Regions from separate parts of the Homo sapiens genome. Here all the other regions are linked to region 3. A link is a loop called in an ENCODE intact Hi-C map of the cell type or tissue named here. Cell type or tissue: endothelial cell of umbilical vein. All regions are shown on one strand. Links, peaks and the distances in the headings refer to the core of each region. The heading gives the core; the rest is flanking DNA. Region 1 overlaps KCNT2 (potassium sodium-activated channel subfamily T member 2). Region 2 holds the start of LOC124904597 (LINE-1 retrotransposable element ORF2 protein-like). Region 3 has its middle 59 kb from the start of LINC01724.

Region 1 (10,533 bases), core at 3,345-8,344, 160 kb after region 3:
GCTTTTAGTACCATTTATTTGAGTACTAATTATATGTCAAATGCAGGGCTAAGTGTTTTGCATAGATTATGTGCTGTAATCTTTATAATGACCCTACTATTTAAAATAGCTCCTACCACTATTTTCCACATAAGAATCCCAAGGCTACGAAATAATTTATCCAGTTTCCATTTCTCAAAAGCAGTGGTGAATTGGACCAATCTGACTACAGATCCTGGCTTCTTCATCACAAGTGATTCTACCTCACTTCCCATGAAGGAGGCTGTACTACTACATCATGCCAGCACGGATTCCTGCTGGTTTTCTGATTATTTGGTTTGCTTTCAAGTCTGAGTCAATTTAGCCCTGCTTGCCATCTTTTTTTATGTTGCTAAAGCAACGTGGCATAGTGGAAATTTTCTGTCCTGAATATTAATAGCCTTACATATGCCTTGCTGAATTGAACTGGTAGCTGTATAATCTTGGGAGAGGTATCTATCTAGTCTCAAACTCAGTTTCCACATCTGGAAGCAGGGCACAACAACAATTTCCCTGTGGCCATAAAAAAGCAGGGTAAGGCTCTATAAACATCACGTGTGTGACTAGCTTTGGATAAATCAATAGATGAGGGTACAGACACAACCTTACTCAACAATATGTTTCCCAGGAATTAGGACAGCATCTGGTCTGTCATAATTGGTAATTAAAAGAAATAACTAACCAAAAAATATAAGGCATCATTTTCTCTACCTCTTATATTGTTATAAGAAATGAAAACAGCCTAGATTTAACTATTTATTTATTTTTAGAAATGGGATCTCACTATGCCACCCAGGCTGGAGTGCACTGCCATGATCATAGCTCACTGCAGCGTCGAAATTTTGGGCTCAAGGAATCCTCCTGTCTCAGCTTCCCAGGTCACTCTGATTATAGGCACGAGCCGCCACACCCAGGTTAACACATTTTACATGTATAAGACTGGGTCTTTTTTTTCCTTTCACATCTAATTCTCTCAGTACACTACTATTTAGTAGTAAGTAAAAGCTGAGTGCAAAAACCATCTACACCCACACTCAGCCTGTATACTGAAAATGGAAACCAAATCTTTCTGACCATATAACATTACTTTGCAATTCCATTGTCTCTATTAGCATTATCCGGATCTCTTCCCAATCCCAGTCAAGTCCCTGTTTTGAAATATCATCATTAAATTAAATTCCAGTTCTCAGTATATTTTGACCTTGTTTTCCTCCCTCTGAGACCTTGCCAAACTTCTACTGGGGAGGTAGTCTCCCCTACCTAGGTAAGCAATAAACTTAGCTTTATGTCAGGTTGTATTGGTGACATCTGGGAAGCCAGCATTTTCATGACATAGCAAGTAAGTGAGTATACACATTTCTGTTGCATTTAATTCTTTCACAAATCATGTGTTTAATACTTAATAATAATAGAACAAAATATCTCCATCATATTTACCTGTGATATAAATCGTTCAAATCTGTCAATTCACATTTTTAAAAAAATTATCAATTAGAATTTCATCTCCCAAATAAAAATTCAAAACAGCATTTTAGTTTTACTATCTCATGGCATTTTTTTTATATATTTACAGAGTTAATTTCTGAATAAAGATGGTTAAATCTAATTTACTTGATAATGTGGGGTCTTACCTTTTCCAGTTTTGAAAGAGCAAGAGAGTAACAGTCTTTGGCTCTGAATTGCATGAATCTCATGTTGGCGGGGTGAGTTAGCTCTGTGATAATACTGAGACTGGAAAACAACCTACATTTCAAAAGAACATTTGCATTACACTAACAATCCAATATGGTATTTTTTATAACAACATATTTATGAGTGAGTGATTCCTAGCCTTGGGCATAAAACTATATCCAATTACAACAGCAGGCAGTGCCACATAAAATCTTCTATACAATGCAGGAAAAATGAAACACTATTTCCCGAAGAATATTTTAACAGACATTTTAGCACAATAAGAAAAATAAATTCAGTAATTTGGCTTTTTTTAGACATTTTCTCTTTACAATTATGGAACAACATAGAAGAAACTCATAAAGCTGATTTAAGAAGTTACAAGGTTACTTTGTGGATGGTATTGAAACAGAAATCTATAAAGATAAATAAGCTGATTGGCAAAAATTTCACATAATGAGCTTCTTGTCTACTATGTGAGCTCTTTCATGTCCTATGGCTCCTTATTCTCATAGTGGGCAATTTTTAAATGTCAAATCTTGCTACAACAAACTTCTGAGATGAGGAAATAATTTATGTAAAACTTCATTGTAATTAATTGGGGCCAAGGCTAAAGCATTGATAGTGTTCCCCAAAAGTATCCTGAAATTTTTTTTCACAGGTCCCATGGCTTCATATTAGCTTTCTTCCCATTTGACACTCTCTCAAATATATACCAAAATGAGCACACATACGTACACGCTCACACAAGATTTCTTTCCCCCAGAGAAAAGGGGCAGGATGATACCACAATAAATACTTTTTATTTTTGCTGTTGTTCATGATCTGATCCTTACCTGATATCTATGCATCCCTGGTAGCTTTCCTTGTTAAATATTTTGGTATTCTCTGTGGCAGCCACTTCTGTGATAATCACCTTTGTTTTTCATATGATATGTCTTTAAACTAAGTTATGACCACTTAAAATTCCCATCACTAGGTTGAACTCATCCCTTGAACTCAGGGACTAAAACTGACTGCAAATATGCAGAATATAAACAGCCTGTTTGTGTGGCTCAGGAACAAATCAGCTCCTTCTGCTCTCAATTTATGAATTTATGAATTTATGCTCATTCAGTCATGAGGGTGCTGTTACTTCCATGTGCCCGAGTGCTTGATGTGGTACATGCTTCTTTTAAGATGGGAGCCCTGTCCTTGAGCTCCAGCATTACAGACGAGTTTTTACCTTTCCTCAGGTCCAACTCTGGAAGGTTGATGGATGATTTGCCAGGAATGCTCCCTCCTGCTGGGGAGAGTGTGCCCACCCTACTGCTCTGCAGCAAGCAGGGCCTTTCTTAGCCTTCAGACCAGGCTTCTCTGATTATCTGCCTCTCAGGTGTGTTTACATTGGGCTTTAGTCACCATTCAGGTTAAGACACTAACACATTCTTAAGAAGAGTTTTGGTTTTTTTTTGTTTGCTTGCTTTTTTTTTTTTAGAGTTGTCTGTAAAACCTAACACGCCCTCTTGGCCATTAGCACAAATGGACTAACATTGGGCCTTACCTAATCAAGGCCTTTGAGAGCTAGGATATCATTGGGTATTTTGTGAAATCTTTTAATAAAATTCACAAATTATAAGTATATACGTATTTTTCTAGGGGTAATAAATTGTGGCTGACTAAACAATCCTAGTTCTTAATCTTCGTTTTGGTAATAAATACTACTGTAGTTATTGATTCAGGTAAATTGTAGTAATTGTTATTAAAATAATATCAGGAAAACAACAACCACGATATAATTTCTTTTGCTGACTTTTAATGTTAAAAATACAGTAATTTTATTTGTGCAACTGATAACTTTTTCAATAGTTCTGTGACCTTAAATTCATTACAGAAACTCTAAATATCAGATTCTGCAAAGAAAGGATGTAGCAAAGCATGAAGCTAGTGGCTACATACAAAAGGTACTGTTTCTTAGTTAAATCGGTTATTACTATTTTCTTAGTTTTTAAAATTTTTCTGATGTTATTTCTGCCTGAAATGCCATTTCTTTTCTGTTTACTTTTCTCCTGAATCTCTATACTACGAAATCACTACCAATATTTAAAGTGGCTCTCAAATCCATTCAAGATGAAACTTAAAAAATTTTTAAACTCAGAATCATTCTCTCCAGTTTGGCTGCCCAGTATCTGATTTATTGATTACACTACCTGTTGGCTTCTCTAGCTACCTGGTTGGTTTTATTCATGCCTTAGCTCTCCTAATAAATCATAACAACTAGAAAGCATGGTTTCCCTCTCAAGTGACTATAACCTTATATTCCTTTAATTAACAAATCTTTGTTAAACAATTTCTCAATTCATGTTTGTGCATTTGAGATTAAATCTTGATGAAGAGGGCACTGAATTTAATTAGAATAGTTTATGGAGAAACATTGTATTATCCATATTTCACATGATTTTCTTTTAGCAGCTCTATTCTCACTCAAAAGTCACCCATGATAGTGCATTCAATAAATAAAAGTTATTTTCTCAAAAACTCTTTAAAAATTAGAAAAGTGGCCTGATGGAAAAAAAATGTCAATTGACTTTTGGCTGGCAAACTCCATCTGGTAGGCCTGGGAAATGCCACCAACTGCCAAATTTCATACCATATGGGAGTTTCAAAGTATTTATTTAAGAAATATTTTAAAATAACAATGTCACTAAAGATATTCACCATATATGGTTGTCACAGACAAAATTCCATCATCTGGGGAAATAGAAACTAAAATGAAAAATAGGACAAAAATGAATCAATGAGCACAAAGCCCTATAAACTCATGCAGACAACAAATCCCACATTCATGCACTGAACTTTAAAAAGAAAAATTAACGGATCTAAGGTTCTCCTCTTTGTCTTTTCCTCTTTTTTTTCTCTCCGATGGGTAACACACATCCATAAAACAATAACTATAAAGCACGGCTCTAAGAGTTGTCTATGTAAGATTAACTCATGTAATCTTCACATCAGGTAGGAACCCTCTTGTGTTTCCATCTGTATCCTCTCCTTCCCCAGGAAGAGCTGAGGGTGCCTGTCTCAACCCTGACTCTATCTTTTCAGTGTCTTTAGATGTGTACTGGTCTGTGCCAAGCTGTGAGGAGAGATAAGCCCTCTAGGACAAGTCTTGTGGTTGTCCAGTATGTCTCCTCACCATGGTTCTCAAGGGTGGATTTTAAAAGCCCACTTTTGCCTACACCAAAGTCACATCTTCCTGCCTAATATTTTTATCTCTATCTGCCTGACTTCTTTGGATCTCAATAGTTTCTAACTTGTGTTAGAAATTGAAAGGGTCACATCACCTCTTCAAACTACAAAAAACTACTCTATGATTTACCTCCAATTATTAGTTTATAGATGAGGAAACTGAGGACCAAAGAGACAAAATAGTATGTTCAAGGTAACATTCTAGTAGGTGGCAGGGCCTGGGTCACACCACAGCATTAGGTTCTGAAGCTTCCCCCACCATTATAATAAAGAGGAAGATAGACCAGTGTAAGGAGACACAGATGATCCAAATAAAATAAATTATTAACAATATCTAGCAATGGATTCATGTTTCCTATATTAAAAATCAACTCTTTTAAAAATAACGTTTTATAAATTACTTCAATTTAGCCTTAATGAATAATTATCAAGTTTTTACTATTAGAAATTTCTGGTCTCCAGGAGATAGATAAACACATAAAGTAAGATTCCTGACTTTAAACACTATAATATAATAGATGAAACAATAAAAATTCACCAATTATAAGGATATATGTATTTTTCTAGGGGTGATACATTTTGGCTAACAAAACACTCCTAGATTAAGTAGCATTAAGACACTAGTGAATGGATAAATTATGAAGAACATTTAGGACAGTGTTGAGATATCAGGCTAGAGATAGAATTTATGAGGAAAACGTAGCTACAAACTAATGAAAATCAAGTTTAACTTTTGGAACATTTTTATTTCCCTTAAAAATATGTATTTTATCTTTGATATAAACCAGTATTCTCACTTTGAATCAAGTTGTGGTTACCTGGATTCTTTGGTTTATTATTCTTTTATAACACATTTTATCAAATAGAAATATACACATATATGTAGCTAGAAGTATTTGGGGTCTTAATAAAAGTGAGTGAAAATATGGTTGAGTGACCCAGTCCTTGTATTTGAGTGGCTTCTGGAGTTGAAATTAAATAAGACAACATAATTTACGTGATGTGCCTCCCATTTCTGTTCTACATAAATGAACCTACAACATTTATGTTATTTTGGACTGAGAAACTGAAAGTATTAGCTAAGCCTGCCACCTAGTGAAAAATCTAGAACTAATACTTACATAATGAAACACTGTATGTTAACCCCCTTTATATCCATAGACTATTACTTGTATTCAGTTATAATATTTTATATTTACAAATTTGGTTGTCTAATAGATTTATTTAGTCTCCTTTGAAACACTAACACCATAAATCTATTTCTGGGTCTTAATATAAGCTAAACACATTTTGCATGTAGAACATTTTAGAATTAAAATGAAATAATACGTCTCTTTTCCCTGGGCACTAGAAACATAATAGAGCAATACTGTAATTAAAAAAAGAAGATATAGTTTGTTCTATTTAAAACTTTTCTACAATTACTTCGTGTTCTGACTCAGTGATGTAAATATAATTGTGGAGATGTGTAAAATATCTATGGAAGAGTTCTCTGCCTGCATTAATTTATTCAATAAATATTTTTACTAACCAATATAAAGATGAAAAACACACCATATATTCTATTTCACAGGCTACTGGGGGAACTCTGAAACTAGCTGTATTTGTATCATAAAGCAAAAAACACAAATATAAGAATATTGGAAAATGTTTATGACACATTATTCAAAATATTACCTACTGAGCTATATATTACACTATAAATTCTGATTTGCCATGGTAGCTGGAAATAATGTTTTTAATTAACAGGGGGTATACATTAATAGGAGGTATACAGACACACTTAGATACACATAAAACACTACTTGGGATTTTTGGACTGCAATTGACTATCAACACTAAAACAAGTATAAATGTATGTAATCTTTCATAAATAATTTTAAAATACTTCAGGGAGTCTGAGTTAGTAATAAATGACAGTATGATAAATATAAGGAATCCTCTGTATTCAAAAATCTTATCCATGTAAACCATCACCAATCTAAACATTAAAAGTGGTTTTCACTATATAAAGATATCAATCTTGTATTTATACATGTTGAGTATTTTAAATTATTTACTTATGGTTATATTATTTAGAAATCTGTCATTTTCCATGTGCATGTACATGTTGTTTCCTTCGTAAGATTATGACTACTTGTGCCAATCTAAGACAATATTCTTTTCTTTAAAAAAACAGAAACAAATAAACAAAACTTGCCCTTCTATGCTCTTATAGTTGTGGCAATACAGAAGTCTTTTAACTGGTCGGCTCTCACCCACTCTTTCTTTTCCTGAAACAATTCTCTACATTGTACCTGCAGTTATCTTTTAAAATTTCTTTATTCTTCAATGATTTCCTATTATTCTTAAAATTCAGACCAACATATGAACATACTTTACAAAGCCATGAAAATATGGCTTCTAAATTCCATTTCAGCCTCCTCGCACCAGTCTTCCTCTTGCTCTGCTCCAAGTCCTTGAATAGTCACTACCAGGATCTCAGAGCTTCGTATATGCTGCCGCCATATGGAATGTGCTGTACCCATCCTTTTGCCCATTTAGTCTCTCTTCACTTTTCAGGTAAAAGATTATCAGTTCCTCAGGAAGACATTCCCTGACCCATGGGACTAGAGCAAATATTCTTATTATCTGAGTCTATATACAATTCTACATATTTTCCCCAATAATTGCCACAGTTATAATTCTCTAATTAAAATTTTAAATGACTGGCTTAATACCTTCTCTGTTAGACTATTAGTATTCAAAGGCCACCAGCTATGTCCACCTTGTTCATCACTGCAGCCACAGCATCCTGTACAATCCTGACACTTACTAGATGCTCAATAAACCTAGGGGCCAAGCATGATACATTAACAAATCACAATTGCAGGCATGGCCACAGAAGTCATCCTGTCCTACTATAGATCTAATGCAGGAGTTGCTCCATTCCAACCAGATAACAATCCATGACCTGTTTCAATGTTTCCATTGACATTGCTCATTATCTTACAAGTGTGGTCAGCTAAAGTTCAGAAAACAAAAGCAAAAACAGCAACCAAAAATCTTTGTATTAAAACAAAATCAACCCAAGGGGACTTCTCAACTAGGTCACGCCTGGACTTTTACCATACAAATTCTGTACCCATTCTGCCCTAAACATTATATTCTGTGTGCTCTCCAGAGAGACTTTTTTTCCCCAGCTCCTAGGTAAAGTTCTCTTGTCTTTCTTGACACTCTGGTCATAGCCCTGAATCTGCCATTTTTTTTTTAATTCCTAGATGGGCTAAGATGAGACACTAAATTTCTCTAAATGTTTATTTCTTTCTCAGTAAAATGAAAATAATGACAGATGCCAGTGACATGCCAAACAGCCACCAAGTGGGATATTTTGGTAGATCAATTTGACATAGACTTTTTACTGTGGTTGTTTCTAATCCAAAGCACATTTTGTTTTGTGGGTTTAAACTTTGTTTAGATATTAGTACTTGTTCATACAAATATGAAAACATGAAATGTTTTCCAATTGTAATGATTGTCTTGTTAGCTAAATCTTTAGAAGGATACATTTAAATTTGAAATTGAGGACTTGCTTTTCTTTCACTTTTTAGCAGCTCTTTGTACTGGGATGGCTTACTTGAGTGTCTTCTTTTAGATGTGTAAATAAAAACCCTTTTGGGGAGAGAGGTACAACAGGATCTAACCCGAGGAAGATCTTATCTCCTTATTGTCTTTGATATGCAGAAATACTGTGTAGGGAGGCGAACAGCCAATTGCTTAGGATTCAAGGAGTCTTCTGAGTAAAGGAGTGGAGATACACTATTCCTCCAGGGAATTTGGAACCTCTGGACTGGAGGTAGTTCCAGAGAAAGTTTGCTGCTTTAAAGGCCTACTAAGAGTGTCCCCTCCGCGAGAAAAATAAATAAATAAATAAATTTAAAAAATGATAAAACTCATCATGAGAGAAGGAACGAATCAGGGTAAGTGATAAATAAAAGGCCTGTCTAGGTCGTTCTAGGACTCTCATGATGTCTGTAATTTACTTTTCGAAACACTTCAAAATAAACAATGTGATACGTGCATGCATTGGTTTAAGTTAAATACCAGGTGCAGCAGGCATTCTATTTCATCACCTAAGCTTTGGTTTTTAATCTGAATGTTCACACAACATTACTTCTGTTATCTGTACTTCTATCAAAGTCTTAGGCCTTACTAATCAACGAATTAGAAATTGGCTCTTGATTGAGAATATTAATGGTGTTCTTTAAGATACAAGGATTGGCTGAAATATTTTAAAGATACTATTCCCGCATGCATAATTAATGTATAAGAATTTAGTTCTCTTAGAGATGGGGCCCAAAGCTTTAATCCTAAATAGTCTGATATCCAGCCATTGTGATTGGATTTCTAGTTGTCTGATGCTTACTGATGAGGGTAACTGGATCCTACCTCTGGAATGTTGTCATCTGCCTCTAAGGAATTTCATGCAAGGTGGTGGGTAGAGAACCTAAAAGGAGAGAAAACTGGGAGTAGGAGGAAGAGAGAAAAGGGAGAGAGTTGAGATCAGTGTCAGTGTGTAGTAGATAATCAGTAATTATCCATTGAGGATTTCAGTGCAGCAGTGATTATCATGACTGATCATAGATTTGAATCTGGGTAAGGAAGGGAAAAAGCCCTCAGGTGACTAGGGTAAGTAAAAAGGTAGTAGGATCGGTGGATGACAGGTTCCAGTGTGGTCAAAGGACTATTAAGAGTTGAGAATATTAGAAGAAATTAGATAGAAAATGAGTAGCACTACTCAGAGTGTTGAATGCTAGAAACTGAGAATGTGGAGTGTAAAATTATTCATAGTTCAAGGTTTAGGCTATGACCATGAGAATGGGTGGTGAAGGTCAGATATTCAAAGGATCATCTAGGTAAGATTGTTGAAATCATCAATAATTATGATAATCAGGGTTGGCAAGAGTCATAGTAAATCAGGAACTAAAATCTCCAAGGAATGCAGAAGAGTGATCTGGAGGATGATAATTAACCACATCTGTAAAATGCAACTCCCAAGTCTGTGTGATTTTGGTCATTTATGAGCAAAAGTGATTCTTCTTATATCATAGAAACCTATAAATGTCTGTCTTACTTTTTATCATGTAAAACTAGCCTAGCTTAGCATACACAGATTAGCAGCTTAACACACAACACAAAAAAAAAGTTTCATATAATTTTTTCCTAAAAAATACTGTTATATACTTAGAGAAATAATAGTAATGTCATGATAGGGCATAAGAAAGGAAAGAACAGAGGTAATTTCTTTGCAATTTGGGTTTTTAATAGTTCTTTTGAAAAATTCTGCTCAAAACTATTCAGTCTAGATTACTATATATATACCATAAAAACTATATAATTTTTAAAATATACTGCTGAAGACAGATAAGCCTAATAGTTAAGGTATCCAAAGTTATTAATTCATTCATTCATCCATCCATTCATTCATTCAACAAGTGGTAATCACATCTTCAGCTAGGTACTCAGAGTAACATAGCCTTTGCACAATTAGTTGCCATATATGTATCTGTCCATGATTACTATGGTGAGTTAATTTGTTTTAAATTACTAATTACAGCCTTTGAACCTCTCAGTAAGATG
Region 2 (10,533 bases), core at 3,588-8,587, 220 kb after region 3:
ATATAATATGATTGAAAATTAAGTGGAGTAGGTTGGTTCAATGTTAATTGGGTTTGGCAGTTAATGAGTCAACCATTTCTGTCTGCCAAAACCAGTGTTCTTTCCTCTATGCCACATTTCCTTCCTGAATTTGCAACACGCCTACTACAAAACAGAAAGAATTTTGTTTGTGATTAGGATTTGTGATTCCTGAAGAGTATAATTTCAGCTGCTGCTTTACTGAGATAAATTTCTTTATCATACATTTTATAATAATAATCATATGACTTGTTTTGGTTTGTGACAGGAAACATTAAAATTCAGGTAAAGAACTATAAAAAAAAATCATGTAGTAACTATACCATAGGTATACGTAATATTTATTTTAGCAGAATGATTGCATCACCAAATTTGAGCTCTCTCTTTAATGACTGTCAATGACCTTCGTGGTACTTCACATGTAAAACTTAGGTGATCTCAGTTATTTGTATGATTCAATATATTCCCTTCTAAGATCCTTTGATTTACCATTTCGTTCGTATGATATTTAATCTAATGATTTTTAAAAAGTAAACATCCAATTCTAAATAAATGTATGCATATGTTTGTATGTAAATATATGTGTAGATGTATATGTACTTTATAAATATTTACATAACTAACAGATACAACTAGAATCAAGCCTACATTTGAATATGTGAAATATATCCTTTATGCAAAATATGAAAGCATAGTTTCTTTGCTATGTATAATTTTTAATGATAATCACAAATCTGTGACAAAATGACAGAAACTGTATTGACTACTCCAAAATGTTTTATAAACCACTCTTCCCTTGCCTTTCTCTATTAAAAAGCTATAAATCTAAAATACTTAATGTTTCAGGATGCTTGAGATATGTCTGGAAACATGTGACAGGGCTCTGACCAATTATATGTTAAAAGGCAATGAGTGGGACTCATGGAAAGCCTTAAATATAGCCTCAGTTGGCAATAATCTGCCCCTTTGACATTCTTCCATCTTCTTACCTAGAAGACTAGCCTGAAGCAGAGAATGCATTTTACGATTACAATAAGAGAATCCTGAAGGGTAAAGACTATAGGGTAAAGATGTTGGAATAAGAAAACAGAACAACGTGCTCTGATGACGTCACTGAGTCAGATAGCCTGCTCTGGATGCTGAACCCATAGTTTTTAAGGTGTAAACTAAACACCACCCCTACTTTCAGTGAGATATTACATTACATGGGGCAGAACACATTTTTAACTAATGCAATATTCCTTATTCCACAGAAATAAAATTAGTGTAAATCACCACTTGCCTCACCCATTACTTCCTAAGGAATAAATGATTTTCCCTTTATCATGCAGAAGCATTCCAGTCTCCGGATCTCATCCTTTACTCCCTCACTGCGTTTTCAATCTCTTTTTCTTTAGTGGTACTTAAAATTTAAACATTAAAAGCAAACAAAAATAGATAAATACTTGTGTACATAGAAAAAGCTTTCCTTAACATTTCTGTGCAATAGGACTTCCATTATTTTTCTTTCTTCGATTAATGAACAAACCTAATGAAGTAGCAATCTCCAACCACACTTCATTTCTTATCATTCCTTAATTTGTTCATATTTTCTCACAATAAGAAAATCCCCATTGTAGAAATTGTTTTTTCAGAAGTCCTCAGAGAACAGCCTCCAAAATGCTTGCTCAGTCTTAATCTAGAATCATCTATGTTGTTAACAATCCAGTTCCTTTTAGAAATCCTATCTCAGTGTTATTTTATTATGCTATACTATATTTGCTTTCCTTTTCTTCACTCTATTTCCTAGAATTAATAAATTCCTAGAAAATAGTCTCAAATTGTCATTTCTCCCAAATCCCTACTACTTCCTCCTTCACATTTGTGAGCCTGACTGGCACGATCCACCACCTCAGGAACCAAGCGTGCAGCAATTCCTACCACATTATGTCTTCATCAGAAAGCAAATACATCCAATATCAAACCACTTTTCCTTCTGCCAACTATGTACTTCATTATTTTCTACTGTCCAGTGTCAATAAGTGAGGAGATTTTCTTTTTTTCCCCCTCTCTCTTTTCTACACTCATATCTAATCAGTGGCAAACTTCTGTGAATTCTAACTAAGCAGTATTTTTCTTATCAATTCTCTCTTTTTCTTACCCCTCGATTATTACTGAGGTGAAAAAGATTACCTCATGGATGGGACTAATTAAGTATTGTGAAAACAAATTGAAAGACAAAGAAAATGAATTGCTAAATTTTTAAAATTCTGATAAAGCTGAAATGTAATCAGGATGGGCCAGTTGAATGTTAACAAACTGGACTGATAATCCAGCATTTCCTTGTGGAAATCATTATAGTCCATGTTCAAAGGTGATTTTTTCTAAAGAATAAATTTTTTTTTATTTATTTTTGTTTTTTTATTATTATACTTTAAGTTTTAGGGTACATGTGCACATTGTGCAGGTTAGTTACATATGTATACATGTGCCATGCTGGTGTGCTGCACCCACTAACTCGTCATCTAGCATTAGGTATATTTCCCAGTGCTATCCCTCCCTCCTCCCCCCACCCCACAACAGTCCCCAGAATGTGATGTTCCCCTTCCTGTGTCCATGTGATCTCATTGTTCAATTCCCACCTATGAGTGAGAATATGTGGTGTTTGGTTTTTTGTTCCTGCGATAGTTTACTGAGAATGATGATTTCCAATTTCATCCATGTCCCTACAAAGGACATGAACTCATCCTTTTTTATGGCTGCATAATAATCCATGGTGTATATGTGCCACATTTTCTTAATCCAGTCTATCATTGTTGGACATTTGGGTTGGTTCCAAGTCTTTGCTATTGTGAATAATGCCGCAATAAACATATGTGTGCATGTGTCTTTATAGCAGCATGATTTATAGTCCTTTGGGTATATACCCAGTAATGGGATGGCTGGGTCAAATGGTATTTCTAGTTCTAGATCCCTGAGGAATCACCACACTGCGAAGGACATGAACAGACACTTCTCAAAAGAAGACATTTATGCAGCCAAAAAACACATGAAAAAATGCTCACCATCACTGGCCATCAGAGAAATGCAAATCAAAACCACAATGAGATACCATCTCACACCAGTTAGAATGGCAATCATTAAAAAGTCAGGAAACAACAGGTGCTGGAGAGGATGTGGAGAAATAGGAACACTTTTACACTGTTGGTGGGACTGTAAACTAGTTCAACCATTGTGGAAGAATAAATTTATTTTCATTGAGAATAAACTTATTTTTGACAAGATTGCCAAATAAATAAAAATGCTAATTTAATCAACAATAAGACATACCACTGCCAAGAGCACAGAACACTCAAATGTAAATAAAGTGAGCGGGTCTGAAAAATGAGGAAAAAAATTGAGAAGCATTAAAATACAGAATAAACTCTCTAAAAATATAAATTACACAGTTCTATGAAGTCATCTAATTTATTTATGACTGACAGATCAGCTAGAACTGGAATTAACATAATAACAAATAGAAAAAGAAAATGTTATATTGTAAGAGTTTTAATCAGCCTTGGGAATTGTATTAGTCAGAGTACTGGGTAAGTTGCTGGAGAGACCACTTCATGCCCACTAGGATGGTTATGATAAAAAAAAGCGCGGATAATTACGAATACTGCTGATGATGTAAAGAAAGTAGCATCCTGATATATTGATGATGATAATCAAAGTGCTATTGGAAAAATATTCTGACAGTTCCTAAAGAAGCTAAACAGAGTGACCATACGACCCAGCAATTCTACTCCTAGATATAGACGCAAGAAAATGAAAGCCTATGTTACACAAAAACCTTTTCACAAATGTTAACAGCAGCATTGTGAAAATGTTAGAAGCAACCCAAATACCCACCAACTGATGAGTGGAAAAATAAAATGTGATATATCCATGCAATGGAATATTATTCAGTTGTAAAAAGGAATAAAGTGCTGGTGCATATTACAATATGAATGAACCTTGAAAAACATTATGTACAATGTTCAACATTTGGGTGACCAGTACACTAGAAGCCCAATCTCTACCATTATGCAATGCACCCAAGTAACCAACATGCACATATATCCCCTGAATCTAAAGCAAAACCAAATTATTTAAAATTCTTTACGTTCATTTATTTACTGTATTACCAAATATACTAAAATGATTTCAGCTGAGCCTAATGGCTCAGGTCTGTAATTCCAGCACTTTGGAAGGCCAAGTCAGATGGATCACTTGAGCCCAGGAGTTCGAGACTAGCCTGGGCAACATGGCAAAATCCCGTCACTACAAAAAAAAAAAAAAAAAAAAAAAAAAAAAGCCTGGCATGGTGGTTCATGACTATAGTCCCAGCTACTGTGGAGGCTGCAGTAAATCTATAAAAGCAGAAATAGATTGTGGTTGCCTAGGGCTGCAAGAATTGGTGGGGGGAAAATGTAGGGTGATGCTAAAGGGTAGATAATTTCTTTATGTGGTTCTGGAATCATTTAATGGTGATGGTTGGATAATTCTATGAATATACTTTTAACATATTGAATTGTACACTTTAAATGGGTGAATTGTATAGTATGTAAGTTTTATTTCAATAAATCTACTATAAGAAGTTATTATGGTGGATGATAGCATTTACTGTGACACAGTTGTAAAATAATTTTGCAAGTCACTCTTATTTAAAGGAAATCCTTAATTATATAACAATGTTTTCAACAACATTGCTTTCTTTTTTAATAAGGCAAAATTCATTAGAGTATGTTGGGAAACGTCTTATTCTAAGGATCACTAAAATCTTTTTTTAACTTATGTGAAGTATAATTCTTTTTCACCAGGCAATACTGTTTGTCAATAAATAATATTTACTAGGAGATGCACAACGAAATTTAACTTCAGTCATGAGTAATGAGCTGTGTTATATAGTGTTTATGGGACTTATTTTATCACTCATGTATACAACAATGAAGTTGCCTAGATAGTCATCATTACAGTTGTCTGAGTCTGTACGAAGACGTTACGGAAAAATAATGAAGACACTTGATGAGTTCTATGAATGTTCACTTAATTGGTGTTAAAATAATTTTTAGTACTTTATTTAATTGCATCAAAATGACAAACACTTTCTGCAAAGAAGATAAACGTCATTCCTAATCCTGTTACATCCTTCCTATTGCACAGATTAAAGGCTTGTAAGTATATAGAATAGAAATATTCCTATTCACAACTTTGAGAAAATTGCTCCTAAGAAACTTTTACCATCCCAATTAGGCAGTCAGAAGTAAGACAGTAAAATCTAATTTATATAACACTGAGTATTTACTACTTTTAAATTAACAACTTATCCATCTATAAATAAATCTCAAAAAAGAATTTTCCTTTTTCTGGATTTATTTGATTTGACACTTCACCTAAACAATTATCAATTAACTTACTTAATATGAGTAATCATAACCACTAGCATAAGTGGAATTTACTTCGAAAATCAACATTTTGTCTGAAATATAAGATTAGAAATATGACAAGATATGAAATGAAGTACATTTGTCTCTTTAAATAAGAGCAATGACTATGTTCACTAGTTATATTTTCTTTGATCATCCTAGTCAAAAACAACTTCTGTATTTCATAAAACTCTATCAAAATAAACAAACAAGAATAAAAAAGGTTCTAATGGTACAACTTTCTCCAACCTTGAAATGCATATAAAAAGTGATTTATACTGCATTAGCTAATTTTATACAACTACTTTGTTATTATTCTATTATAAAATTGCCATTTTGACATCAATTGTGTACATTAAGCTTTCAGATAAAACTTACCTCAGGAACAGAAAAATTTGACTTTAAGTTCTTATACTAATAACTGTGAGAATCCTTTAATTAAATGTTTCATTTGCTGCAGAAGTATTCATCTTTAAAATAAAAATAATGTCCTAATCCTAGGCCTAACAAATGATGCCGGCACTTAGAATTTACTAATAAGTTGCAACAAACTATCTCAAGACTACTGAGAAAAGACAGCAAATTACTCACTTTTTGTATGTCTTGGATTCTTTAACATGTCTTTATTTATCTACCAGATAAAGATAACTCACACAAATTCAAGTATAGGTACATATCTAGCTGTATACGTAGGCCTTCTATATTTTTAAATCACATAACTGCCCTTATTGTTTTTTATATAATTTAAAAGGTTAACTTAAAGAAAAAATATACTTACTGCCCTCTAGAGGTATGAACCAGTAGTGTAATAAGTGTAGATGTTGCTGGGCATATACAGTTTAAAGCTAACATGGCGTATTTAAACTCTTCTTCACAAACAACATGATCTGTTTGAAATAAAATAGGTAAATTAGAATAATTTACCTTTGGAGAGTAATAAAATGTAAAAAATAAAACAAAATGAATAAAATGGTAAAAGTCTCAATATAAACATACTTGTTTTAGAGATGTTTTTACAAGTGCAATTTTATCCCCAGGAAATATATCTCCTAAGAAAGAGTACTGGAGTATGGGTTAAGTGATTGGCTTGGGGGTCACTCCTGTCTCAACAAATTTAGCAACCTTTGCTAAAATGCTTAACCCTGTCTTAACAAAATTGGCAACTTTTGGTAAAATGCTTAATCTTCCTATGCCTAGCAGGTGGGTTTGAGGTGTGGTCTAAAATATTTCAAATACTTTATAAAGTCTCCTTTTGTTCTGATAATTCTATAGTATAAAATACAACAGTACTGATTTAGAAGAGTACTGATATATCAAATTCATAATGACACAGCATAAATTTTAGAAAGTAATTATTAAAAGATTTAGCAGATAATATGTGCCTAGCATAGAAGAAATATATTTGATACTATGAAAATAACTGTAATATCAAGCAATAGAATTTGCTAAAATAAATTGAAATTAAAATTGTACTTTAACTCCAAATTCCTAAAAGTCATAAACCCAAAAGATGATAGGGTCCAACCAGAAAACATAATAAATGGCTGCTGAAATTCAATGACATAAAAATAATAGTGCTAGAAATGAGAGCACATGGGAAAGTGCAGGCCACATCTAAAGAGAATGATGCTACTCAGGCCAAGCATTGTTATGCAGGAATGAGGGCTCAGATGCCAGATATTCTATTTTCTACAGAAGTCGTGTTTTTAAAAAGTGATTAAATAGTGTTTATTTTGGAAAAAACAAAAACCTGTTTTCCCAAATAAACAAGTATAGCTGGTATTAAAAATAAAGAGAAGGTTTAAAATTCTAAGAAAATACATATTCTTAGGCAGAAAAGTAGCACTTTTAGCAAAATTAAGAAATAGAAGATCAAATTTGTCAGTGAGCTAGATCTATAAAATGAATACATAACACCATACAATTTATGAAGAAAGAAGAAAAGGTTACATGGGAAATGGTTTAGCAAATGCTCTGGACAAACATTGACTTTCGTTCTGCCCTGTTTTTATAATATGATTTAGTACATGAGATAGCATACTACTTTTTATTTTGCTTTCATTTTTTATTGTTTCTCTTTCACATTTTATGGAAGAAAATATATACTATGGATATATGTCAGGATTTACTCAAAAATACAAAAATATCAAGTTTCTACTGATAATCTCTCTCCCCACACCCACTTGTCAATATATTATAATTGACATAAAATGTTTTTGAAATACATAACCAGATTATTTATTGCTTTGCAGGAAAGGCAAGCAGATTCTAGATACAATTTTGAATGCAGGGAAGTGTACATAAGATTTGCAAAAGAAGAGTGTTTTTAAACTATCATTTCAATATTATCTCAAAATAATTTTGAGTGTGTATGCCCAATCTGTGAAAATAGAGTGACAAAACTGCTAAACCCGGAATGTTATTACTGTAGAATCATATGATATCAATACATAGGGAACCCATAAATTTCAAATCAAAAATTAGAACAGATGATCTGAGAAAAATATGTACATTTATTACCACATAGAATTGTTAAAATTTCAAACTGTAACAGAAAATTTGGAAGGTATGATTACCATATATGCAATGTAGCATGCAATTATTAACTTTTCCTTACTACAGTGCACAAACCATATTTCTTTCAGTAGGGGAATGTGAGAAAATGTGATGGATGTGTTATACTTTGAAAATATCTCATTGTATTTTCCTTCAATAGTTAAAAAAGTAAAAAAAATAATTAGGTCTCCTCCCTTTTCTTCAATAAATGTGTGCATCTGAGTTTGGGGGGCAATGGCTGTGGGAAGATTTTGCTGCAGTGGCTAATGTTTCAAAAACTGTACTAATCAGAGAAAATTAGAAGGAAGCAAAAGATTCCTACATTTCGATAGTCATTTTTGTATTTGCATGTGTCTTTTTTCTACATTTGGTAAAAGTTTTACAGTGTCTATCAGCCCTTTCAACAATAAGTATATGTACTACCATCAATGGTGGCAATTTTACACATAAACACAAAGTATGTATGCACTGTTCCTTTGTACACTGAATTATCTAGGGATGCAACTGCGGTGTAAATTAAGAGAAATTTTACTTTATTATGTTTAGCATTGTATGTAAGTCATTAATAAAAATTAATATATGATATGTATCAGTCAAAACCTAGCACCTTGTCATTGGTAAAAGTGTCTTTTTTTCCCACTGTCTTCTTGTTTATTCATGCCTGAGTGTTTACATATTAAAAAAACATGCTTTTTATTATTATTTCCATTTTTTCTCTTTCATATTAGAATTAGAATATTATACTAACTTTTTATACTTTATGTGTATAGATAGTTATATTTACTCTGAATTTCATTTCAAAATAGTGTAGGAAGTGTTGCAAAATATTTATTATAAAAAGAGAGTACTGGATCAGAGAAAATAACCATTTTTAGATAAATAAGTTAATATATAATTATCATGAAAGCCTTTGTTAGAACAAATGTAAATTCAGTACTCTTTTCATTAAGAAAGCTATTTAATTTCTAAGAATGGAAAATACAAGGAAAAAGATATGATATAATATTCAACTGGATAATAATCTTTATTTGCATGCATCACAGAGAGCTAAAACTCAATCTGAAAAATAGAACTGCTTCTATATCTAGACTTGTCCTCTTAGGTCCAAATCCATCCTTCCTCTTGGGACATTTTTTAGAACTAACCACTAATCCTCAGCCTGAATTAAAATACTGAAAATATTCCTTCATTCTAACTGCCCCTCATTTCCCAATACATTATAATAGCCAAAGTTTATGGATTATACAATCAAATTCCCCTCTCTTTCTTTTTTTCCCATTGTCATTCTCACTACTTACTACAGGTTTCTAATACATCCATAATTCTTAAGGCTCAGATATCAAATTTCAGAATTAAAAAATATTCAGATTTTAGAAAGGCAATATGTTTCATCTACCAGACACTATATAACATATCCAAGGAACAACCTATTCCTAAAAATATCATTGTTTCTGCAGCTAAATGTTTGAATATTTATACTAAGTAGAAAAAATAAAGGGTTAAATAGCTTCATGGCAGTTCAGTGCAGGAACTACCACCAAATAATTTCAGATAATTTCGTGTTTTACCACCAAGACTACAAAAATATTTTCATGTTGCAGAGATTCCTGGTTTTGGAATTACAGCTAAGGGATTGTGGACTGTTATTCAAACTCTGATGTTCTTTCCTCTAGGCTAACAACTTTCTAATTGGTTTTCATGTTTTCCAACTCTTTAGCATTCCACCTTGTAAGACTTGATTACATAATTTGGGTCACTCTTGACACATTCAACTAAAATAAAACCATCCCTATAAATTTTATTAAACCAATTAAAAAAGAAAGAAGGAGGAGAAATGAAATAAAACAAGCTTGCAGCACCATTCAGCATTAATCATTAGGTCAGCTTACTTTCTGACCCGCTTCCTCATAGTTGTTTCCCTATTGCCCACAAACCACATAAACACTGTCACAAGTGTAATCGAAGATGTAGGTTATTAATAATGTGCCATGACATTCAAGCAGGCTAAGAAGGGAAGACAAGACCTATGGGTGTAAATGGCAGTGAAGATTTGGTAGGGACAATGAATTGTAGGTCTTGTATGGTCAAAAGATAGTTGAAGTTCTTCATTAGAGGGAGTGAACTACAAAGATAGGAAGTGGTGGTCAGAGAAGGACACACTAGGATTGGAGATGACAGAGGAGTGACGTTTATTGGTAATGATATGATCTAAGTTACAACCCTAGAATGGTTGCTGAGCTAGGATGAGCTGAGCAAGAACACTGAAAGAATGGAAATTACAGAAACATTATTCTAGAACATCAAAAGAATCCTTTTCATGGGCATAAACATCATCAGATAGTATGACCAAGCAGTGTTGGAGAGAGTGACGGTGAGCTGGGAGAGAGAGTACATTTTCAGGTTTATCAGATACATTTTTTTTGGTGGGGGGGAGAATTTCAAGTCAAAAACTGCCAATTTTTATCAAATAATTTTCTAATTAAAAATAGAAGAGACAGTCACAAAATTTAGATAATATAGAAATGCATAC
Region 3 (10,533 bases), core at 3,375-8,374:
GTCAGCCCTCCCTATGATCCTTTGAAGCCCAAACACAAAACAAGTTCACATGGAGGTACTCAGCAGCAGGTTTTGAGAGTGTTTGCTTGTATTATTTAAATTGCCTGCTGTTTTTTGTTCTATAAAATGTGTTTTTGCGAGATTCAAGGATGAATTTGAGTTGGCATGACCTGAAATGCAAGCAGCCTGTCACTCCCTGAAAATCAGAAGTCTACCATCAGGCTATATCAGGATATTTTGGCATAAAATTTACTCCCTAAAATTACACTAGTTTGGGGTTTTTCACAAAAAATATTTAATATATTTTGTAAAGTTTTTACATATTCAACAACTATTTTGAATCTTTTCAGCAAAGAAGGATGTTGCCCAGCCATATTCGATATATCCCAAACTCCATTTATTTGAATAAAAGTGGTGGGTGGGAGTGTGTGTGTTTGTGTTTTGTGTGTGTGTGTGTGTGTGTGTGTGTGTGTGTGTGTGTGTTGGGAGTAAGAGGTGGACTTGGCCCTAGGAAGAAAATATAAATAAAGAAGTTTTTGACCTTGGAGTCTATTAGCCAACTTTAAAAAAAATAACCCATGGATTATGAATGCATTGACTGAAAGGATGCTCTTCTTAATATAAATGGGTCCGAGAATGCTATGTCCTGTACCCTAGTAGTCACAATGAATACTAATTAACTCCAAGATCACTGAGATTCATCTGGCTCAGATCAATCTATGTGTGAAACTATTCAAGCTACTCGATAAAATACCAGGACTGAAGGAGTTCTGAAATGGCCCTCCATTCAGATGGTGTCCTCTGAAATCTTAAAATCTCTGGTAAGAACTTTGAGATCAAAAGCCTGAAATGTTGAGTGACCTGAACTGTCTTTCTAATTGTTGTGCCACGATTGGAATGGCACTGACATCCCTGTGTATTCTTTAAATAAATATTCCTTGTTTGGTTTGCTGAAGTCGTTTCTGAGACTACTCTTACCATCATTCCAAACAAACTATTGACATGATAGTTGTACGGTCTTTTGGCAGAGGTCTGATTATCTGGATTTCGAAAGAATGATACTGTACTTGTAGATGCACATTTGGGAGTCTATATACCAGCAGACACATAAAAAGTGTTTTTGAAAAAGAGTAGCAGCAGGTATTGACAGAGATTTAAAAAAACTAAAGGATAGACAGCTCCTCTGGGGCCATGTGAGAAACGTGCCTCTCTGTTGCTGCAATTGTGGCTACAGAGACCCATGGTGAGTGCAGCCTCGGGCAGACATCAGGAGTTACATAGCATCGATCATTGGCCTTTTGGAAGAGATGACTATCTGATGCAATTGCTCACTACTCACACTTTCACAGACATTTGGAAGCCACCTAGGGGGCACTGTTTTTTGCTAGACGTGCTACTGAAGACAACAAAAAATTCTGAGCCCAGAGATTTTGCTGACTATGTATTTTGTTAGAAAATGATGTAAATATAGAAGGAACAGATTTTTTTAAAATTCATTAATTTCATACTAATAGCATGTTTAGGAATATGGAAAAGAAGTTGCCGTGGGAGGTGTACTCAGATTCTGTGAACAGTCACAGCCCTGGGAGATACATCTCTAGCAATAGAAATTGGGAATCCCCTGTCTGAGTCTTTGATTTTATAAGAATATGAATGAGATTTTATCACTGTCATTATTATCGATGGCAGTAAGCAAATAACTAATAAGGGTAGCTGACAGACTACAAATTTCAAACTAGCCAACAGAAAGGCTCTGGTAAATCTGCATGATGGGCCGAAGAAAATATAAGGCAGACAATAATTAATTCCATTGACTCTGCAGCTACAGCCAATTATTTAGATATTCAGCCACCAGTGATCAGAGTATTCATCTCCCAGTTTAGTGACGTAACTTATGGAAATCCCATATGCTTTTAAACTTCAACTCAAGTTGTCATATTCATACCATAAGATGTCCTGATGATGGAAATCCTTCTGACCAGAAAACCATTGTGCTCCCTCTAGAGTTTAGATGAATAGACACACAGTGACTCAAGAAAAGCAGGAGTGGGTTCAAAACTACACTTTTACTCTTTTTGTAAAAGAGTAAACAATTTTAAAACAATTTTAGATTTACAGACCAGTTGCAAAGATACATAGTACAGTGTATTCCCATACACCTTTCACCTAACTTCCCCTAAATGTTAACATCTAACTTTACTATATATGGTATGTTTATAAATATTAAGAAATTAATGTTGGTAAATACTAATAACTATATTACATATTTTACTCAGATTTCACTAGTTTTTCCATTAATGCCTGAAATCAAACCAGGACACCACATTGCATTTCGTCAGTATGTCTCCTTAGTCTCCTTGAATTCGTGACTGTACTCACGCTTATTTTGTTTCCTTTTTATGACTGTATTTCCATGACTTTGTCACCTTAGAAGAAATATTGTTTTCAATTTGAGTTTGTCTAATGTTTATCATAATTTGATTGGAGTTTTGGATTTGAGAGAAGAAAATCACAGTAATGTCCTTATTTTATTTTATTTATTTATTTATTTATTTTATTTATTTATTTATTTTTTTGAGACGGAGTCTTGCTCTGTCACCCAGGCGGGAGTGCAATGGTGCCATCTCAGCTCACTACAACTTGTGCCTCTCGGGTTCAAGTGATTCTCTTGCTTCAGCCTCCTGAGTAGCTGGGATTACAGGTATGAGCCACCACACTCAGCTAATATTGTCTTTTCAGTAGAGATGGGGTTTCTCCATGTGGGTCAGGCTGGTCTCAAACTCGCTACCTCAGGTGATCTGCTAGCCTCAGCCTCCCAAAGTGCTGGGATTACAGGTATGAGCCACCACGCCTGGCCAGCAGTGTCCTTCTTACTACATCATGTCAGTGTGACATGCTATCAACCTGACTTATTACTCATGATGTTAATGTTGATCACTTAGAGGAGGCGGTGTCTGTCTTCTGGGTTTCTCCCCTCTAAAGTTGTTATTGTTCCCTTCCATATTCTATTTGTTAGGAGCATGTCACTAAGTCCATGCCACACTCAATGGGAGGCAAATTAAGTTCCACTTCCTAGATGGAATAATATCAAATAATTTTGGATATAAGTTAAAATGAATACAGGAATTATTAAAGATTTGAGGGAAATATGTTGAAATTATACAAATATCTTGTTTCTCCTTAAAATTTTGCTGACTGTTTTTAGCATGCCTTAGTGGATCTTGCCTGCAGCATCAGTTACTACGGGGTTCTAACGGTGATTTTTGATGCCTCATCCTTCCTACATTTATTATTTGACCCCTTCTATTTAAAAGATATGCCCCTTCTCCCCTACTTATATATTCAGAAAATATATTTATTCATTTATAAATGATAGCTCTTTATTTACAAATATTCCATTCCTTGAGTTACAATCTATTGCTGTTATTATTTAGTATGTTGTTGGAATAGATCCAGCTTTGCATAGTGGGAGCTCATTCAACTTGTCTTCTGTGTCCTTTTGACATCACTCCTTTCTTCCCCTCCCCTTATTTCCTGGCTGTACAAGATGTTAAACGCTCATCTCATATTTTTCATTGTGCCAGCCCTAAAATAAGCCATCTCATCTCATTGTTTTTATTAGAGAACAATATTTATTTATTTATTTATTTTTGAGACAGGATCTTGCTCTGTCTCCCAGGCTGGAGTGCAGTGGCACCATCACAGCTCACTGCAACCTCCGCCTCCAAGGTTCAAGCAATTCTACTGCCTCAGGCTCCCGAGTACCTGGGACTACAGGCGCCGGCCACCATGCACGGCTAATTTTTTGTATTTTTAGTAGGGGCAGGATTTCACCATGTTGCCCAGGCTTGTCTCAAACTCCTGACCTCAAGTGATCTGCCTGCCTCGGCCTCCCAAAGTGTTGAGATTACAGGCGTGAGCCACTGCGCCCGGCCAGATAATGCTATTTAGAAATGAAAGTAAAATGACATTGCTCCCACTCTTACAGCTAAAAAATAATTATGCAAATAGCAATGTTTCTGGAACCTATTAGGTAAGTTAGGTCACAGGGCAAACAACTAACACCAACTATCTAGAGAGAGACAGGGTCTGCAGGCAAAAACAGGACCCACGTGTTTGCTTACCTAGGATAGATGCCACTGAAGAAACTAGAAGTTATTTTTAACTAAATCATATTTGTATTATTATTGTCATTAGAAACATGTTATTCTATAAAGAACTAAATGTTAAACATATAATCACAAGATTGGCCTTGTGTATATGTTTTGAAAACCTTCACAAATCATAATTTGAGCTAAAAAAAAACTTGTACCTCAAAGCCTAAAGTATTTTATTTTCCCCTTGGTTAATCAGCCTACACTAGTTTGGTTTTAGAAAACGTGCTTCACTTTTGGGGTCTAAATTTCCTTCTTGGCAAACTGAACTTGAGTTACCAAAATTGCCTTCCAGATTGAAGAATATAGGTTCTATTCATTCTCAGCATACTTTGCACCTACAGTCAGAGAGGCTGGATGTGATCCTCAAGGTGATAAACACACAATCTAAATTAAACAGCCACAGGAAATACATTCTGAAGAAGACTGAAATAAAGCCATATTCTTTGCAAACAAAGCCCATAATCAGTAATCAGGAATTTTGCATTATGGAGGAGATTTAACATGGGATTTATAAGGTTGGGAAGAGGTGGGAATTAGCTACTACGAGAGGTTTCTGAAAAAACAACAACAACAACAAAAAAAACAGAAATTGATTGAGAATAGTTCCTATCACGGCGTAAGGAGTAGACCACAGCAGTATAAATTCTTAAACATTTGGTTCATGCTCTCTATTAACACAATGTAAATAACACAAATTTTGATCATATTTTTATTATTACAGTGTTCATATTTATCATGCTTGTATTGATTATTGCCTATTGATTATTGTCTTGTACTGATTATTGCCTTTATTGCCTTGTATTGATTATTGTCTTATACTGATTATTGCCTTTATCTTATCTAGCCCTTAGAGTCTAACATTTGTTAAAAGTTTAATGATATAATTTCCTTAACTTTTTAAGAATGTTTAAAAAGTAAGTTCAAAGATAAAAATATTTCATATATATATATATATATATATATATATATATATTTTTTTTTTTTTTTTTTTTTTTTTGAGACGAGTCTCGCTCTGTCGCCCAGGCTGGAGTGCAGTGGCGGGATCTCTGCTCACTGCAAGCTCTGCCTCCTGGGTTAACGCCATTCTCCTGCCTCAGCCTCCCCAGCAGCTGAGACTACAGGCGACCGCCACTAAGCCCGGCTATTTTTTTTGTATTTTTAGTAGGGACGGGTTTTCACCGTGTTAGCCAGGATGGTCTCGATTTCCTGACCTCGTGATCCGTCGGTCTCGGTCTCCCAAAGTGCTGGGAGTACAGGCGTGAGCCACCGCGCCCGGCCGGCAATATTTCTGATTTTTAAAAAGTTCTTATGTATAACTCATGATATATTTACCTTTCTCTTTGCTCAAATATAACTTTTGGTATTAAAAAGTATTATGTACTTTTTAAACTATTAAATTAGCCCCAAGGAGTACAATAAGATCTTTCAAAATAATTTATAAAATGAAAACATTTCTGAATTTTAAATAATAAAAAGCGTATTCTTAAAATTACAGTAAAATTAAATAGAAAAAGACCATGGTTTATAAGTATAACATATGTTAGACTAATCATAAGAAACTATGTATTTAGCTTAAGCCTACCTTTGATTAGAGTGGAAAACTATTTTAAATTTAACCACAAGATGGTGCTGTCACAAAGCAATTTCAAAGATAAACCAATAATATAGTCTGCATTATTTGTACTTGGATTTCTTTCTAAGTCAAGCCTTTAAATTTTAAAATTCTCATTAGTAAGTGTCTTCTTCCAATTGTTCTTGTATTTCGAGATGTGTTTCAGGTCTGAGTTTTGGAATTTTTTCCCTCCCACCTGTTGTTGATTGACTACCCCTCAAAGGAGATCAATTAAATCTATTTTGTTGAAAACTGTATGAGATGTTGGCACAATTATCTTTCAAAAATAAGAAATAATATAATTCTATTTGTATTTTTGATTGTCATTTATTATTATTTTTTAATTTAACAGAAGAGATATTTCCTTCTCCTCTACCCACAGGGTCAGTTAGCATAACAGTCGCAGAGCAAGCATTCAGGAGAATAACAAGCTCAATAACAAGCTGAAAGAACATTTTCATTAATTTGGTCATTCCTTCTCTTGCCTCACCATCTGGGTCTCCATTTGCTGAAAGAGATGTCTAGCTTGCAGAGGCAGCAAACAATTAAGGACCTTTCCAAAAAACGCAGAAATTGAGATGAATTCTTAAGAAAGTGTTGTTCCCAGATGACTTGACATCCCTCACACTGCATTCTGTTGTCTGTGTCAAAAGAGCAAGAATATTTATTTAGTATTACTATATTATGAAGCTCAAACAATCCAGATTGTAATGCTGCAGCTTATCTGGAATCTAAGGATAATATTTGAAGGTCCTAGAGACCCTCAATGTGTCATTTAGAGGACAGCAATTTGAGGATTTGTTGAAGCAGATAATAAATTGTACTAGAAATTGCAGAGGATAATGGCCCAAAGATAAGAGATGAGACATTTCTATGCACTGTAAAGATTACTTTATTGCAACTTTAGAGAGAATACTGAAATTTCTCAGAGTGTTTATGAAAAATGATTCCTGCTGTATTTGTTAGCAGAGAGTATTATCAGGAGACTTCTAGACAAGGGGTGGGCAAACTTTTTATTGCACCTACTCTCCTATTGTAGGGAAAGCAGACATAGACAGTAGGTAAGTAAATGAGCATGACTGTTTTCACTAAAGTGTAGTTACAAAACTAGGCAGAATTAAATACCTGGGAATAAATTAAACAAAAGAAGTGCAAGGCTTGTACACTGAAAACTACAAAACATTGTTGAAAGAAATTAAAGAAGACCTAAATAAAAATGGAAAGCTATCCCTGGTCCATGGATTAGAAAACTTAATATTGTTAAGATGGCAGTACTCCCCAAAATAATCTATAGATTCAGTGCAATCCCTATCAATAGCCCAGCTGCTTTATTTTCAATAATAGACAAGCTAATTCTAAAATGTATGTGGAAATGTGAAGGACCAGAACAGCCAAAACATTTTTGAAAAGGAAGTTGGAGCACTCACAGTTCCCAATTTAAAACTTAATACAAAGCTACAGAATCAAGAGAGTGTGCTATTGATGTAAATACAGACATATCCAGTCCCTGGGAAGATAAAACTGAGCAAAACGGTCACTATTTCTAGAATTTAGAGAATATTTACATCTTTAATTCCAGATTAACATGAGAAAAATTCATTCCTTTACATAGATGATGATCACCAATGATGTACCAAGCACTTTGTGAAGCAGAGAGCTTAAAAAGGCAAAGTTTCTACTCTTAAAGAGTTCACAGTCTCTTGGGAAAAAGAGACGAAATTCAAGCTAACAAATTCATGATTTCAATGTATGAATTCTCTTTTAAAAGTATTATAGTTCAATAACCCTGACAATCTCCCAGGACAAACTACCTAGAAATGTTAGCTCAAGTATCACACACACACATGCATACATACACACACACACATACACACACACAAGACACACAACACAAATTATATTATTGTATTTCAGAAGAGAGTAGAATGGAAAACATTTTCCCGTATTTGGATTCAAATATTCCTGACATTTAAAGTTCAGTGAAACTTTGTATTTCAATGAAAAAGTAGTTTTAAAAATTAAGTTCATTTAATTTACATAATCTTGATTGAAACACTTATTCTTACACTTTGTTCAATTATAAAATTAGATTTTGATTAAATAATATTTAATCTAAAAAATGTTGCATTTATCTTCATTGTCTCATTGTATCATTTTCTCATTTATCATTTATCTCTTTACTGATTTAACAGATACCAAGCAACAACTGTGGGCCAATCACTGCTGCAGGTTCTGAGGACAAAATGTTAAATAAACATAACAAACATACAAACATAATATCTGCTATCGGGAAGTTTTAAAGTAACAGCATAAACAGATATTAACCAAATTCAATTAATACACAATTACACCTGAGACACAGGCTCTAACTGAAAGATACGTGTTGCTATGGAAAGTTACCCTTGACGATAAATAATGTCTTTGGGAAATGCCTTACGTATTTTTACACCTCATGCTTTGTATTTCCAACCTTTACTCAAACTGATACATCTTATACATTGCAACTAGATGAATTTTCTCATCAAACAGAAGTTTGGTAAGGTCAATCTTCTGTTCATTTTTAACTTCCTCCTAACCCCAAAAGAGAAGGAGTTCCCGTTAATATATTATAAATCTCCGTCAGTTGGACCCCAACCCATCTCTACTCCCATGTCTCTTATTATCTCTCATTCATGTTTATTTTTTCTTCAACAAGTGAGGATGTTTCATTTGCCATATAGGCTGTGGAGTTTAGTAGCCAATATATGACTTTGTTCATAATATTTTACTGACTTGAACATTCTTACAATTCATAGGTACAGATTTTAGTAAGTTTCTCAGACCATCTCAGGGTTAAAAAATGTTTGCACATCAGGCATATTTGGTGACTGCTGTTAATTAATGGATTGATTTTCTCTCACTCCTCTTGCATAGTAGATGTTGAAACTGATCTCCTGCATACAAAATCTAACAAACAACACTTTACTCAGCACATATATAAATTTAGAATATAAAAATTGACCGTTTTTCCAAAATAATAATATTTATTGAGTGCCTATTAAATGTACTAACATATATAAATCTCACAACGACCATATGAACTATAAGGCTTTAGGCCCATATCATGATGAAGAAACAGAAAAATCAAGTTAAATAACTTGCACATAAATAGCAACTTGGGGGCCAAAATATAAACCCAGGCAGCCTGATTTCAGAGCCCACACTCTTAATCACTTTACCATAATGCCAACTCAGTCCCATAAGTCAAAATCAAAATAAAATATAACTGTGGCACCTGCAAAGAAATGCAGTTAATTCTTACTCAGAAAAATCCTGTTAGAAAATACTTTTACTAATGGGAGAATTCAACTTTCTACACTGGAAATAGGTTTCTCCTTTTTTGCTTCCTAGCTGTTTCTTTGGACACATTTCTTAATTTATGTAGGGCTCAGTTTCTGTGTGTGAAAGATAGATAACAAAACCTACCTCATATGAGCATTCAGAGCCTTAACTAATAGAATAGATGTGAAAGTGTCAATTTAAAATGTCAATACTTTTGTGTAACAAAATGCCTCAGAATAGAATGGCTTGAAACAAAATGCATGTATTTTTGCTCCTTGCTGTTGGCCATCTGGGGGTCAGCTGATCTAGGTTGAGCATAGCTGGGCTTGACTCCAAGCTGCAGGTTAGAGCCCAGGATTGGCCTTGTTACTCTCATCCTTGTTGACACAGTGGCCTAGTTCGGGCATATTCTCCTTATCACAATAATATAAGAGCAAAAGAGAAAGTCCAACCGGTAAGCACGTCTCATGCTTTCACTTGCATTTTGTCTGCTTGCTTACATGCCATTGGCCAAAGTAAGTCATATAATTAAACATAAAGTCAAAGGTCAGGAAAATACACACTTCCTCTAGTGTGTGTATTTTGGAAGGAACTGCAAATGCACAAGATAAAGGGTATGGATAAAGGAAGGATAAAAATGGGGCCAAAATTCAATATCTGAAAGTAATTATTAATAATTTTAGGGAAATCTTTATCAAAAAAGGTATCCTGACCTTATTTACATACCTCATTCCATCCAAAGATTGAAATTCAGGAATGAGAAAACTGTCTTTGTATTTGAAGAAGTCCATCGCAAAAGCAAAAAGTAATATAACATTGTTATTTTTATAATTACTATGACATTATTACACATTATAAAGCAAAGTTTTATGAAAAAAATTCCTATAACCTGTATTCTCCTTTCATAGAGAATATTTCCTCAAAATCTAACTCGTGGAGTCTTTGCACCTTCAAGTCAAGCAAACTGTCATCAATAGAAACCAAAACAATAGCGATGTTATTACTTTTTTCCAGCTTTATTGAGGTAAAATTGACAAATAAAAATTAAATATAGTTAAGATATACAACATGATGTCTCAACTTATGTATACTTTGTGAAATAATTGCCACAATCAAGCTAATTAACATATCCATCACCTCACATAGTTATCTTTGTATGTCTGTGTGTGTGTGTGTATGTGGTCAGAAAATGTAAAATCTCCTCTCAGCATATTTCAAGTATACAATACATTATTACGAAATATAGTTGTCATCCATTGCGTTAGTTCCCTAGAACCTATTCATCTTGTAACTGAAAGTTTGTACCATCTGACCAACATCTTCCCGCTTCCCCCTCCCCTTGACGCCTGCTAACCACCCTTCTGGTCTTTGTTTCTATGAGTGGGACTATTTTAGATTTCTCATGTAAGCGAGAAAGAGATCATACTGCATTTGTCTTTCTGT

What was found. Peaks named below come from ENCODE experiments on the same cell type or tissue, not always from the same donor. Only the 100,000 strongest peaks of a DNase experiment are listed, where the experiment ranks them.
Region 1: it touches region 3 in a loop (10-fold over the local background); 37 of 110 quality-filtered maps call a loop at or near these places.
Region 2: a loop joins it to region 3, with 7 times the contacts of the local background. A loop is called at or near these places in 4 of 110 quality-filtered maps.

Annotation. Positions count from the first base shown.
Region 1 is chr1:196,303,585-196,314,117 of GRCh38, forward strand. It overlaps KCNT2 (potassium sodium-activated channel subfamily T member 2), which reads right to left. Exons shown (of 28, transcript NM_198503.5): 22 at 1,650-1,761. Among named protein-coding and RNA genes, the nearest start is that of LINC01724, 220 kb to the left of the region's middle. In endothelial cell of umbilical vein, for the core only: no CTCF peak of the experiment used is centred there; a DNase peak (open chromatin) is centred at 5,987.
Region 2 is chr1:196,366,915-196,377,447 of GRCh38, forward strand. It overlaps KCNT2 (potassium sodium-activated channel subfamily T member 2), which reads right to left. Exons shown (of 28, transcript NM_198503.5): 14 at 6,226-6,334. It overlaps LOC124904597 (LINE-1 retrotransposable element ORF2 protein-like), which reads right to left and starts at 4,264. Exons shown (of 2, transcript XR_007067045.1): 1 at 1-4,264. RefSeq lists an enhancer at 6,818-7,354. In endothelial cell of umbilical vein, for the core only: a CTCF peak has its summit at 6,246 (motif pointing left); a DNase peak (open chromatin) is centred at 6,207.
Region 3 is chr1:196,142,799-196,153,331 of GRCh38, forward strand. No RefSeq gene overlaps it. Among named protein-coding and RNA genes, the nearest start is that of LINC01724, 59 kb to the left of the region's middle. In endothelial cell of umbilical vein, for the core only: a CTCF peak has its summit at 5,767 (motif pointing right); a DNase peak (open chromatin) is centred at 5,783.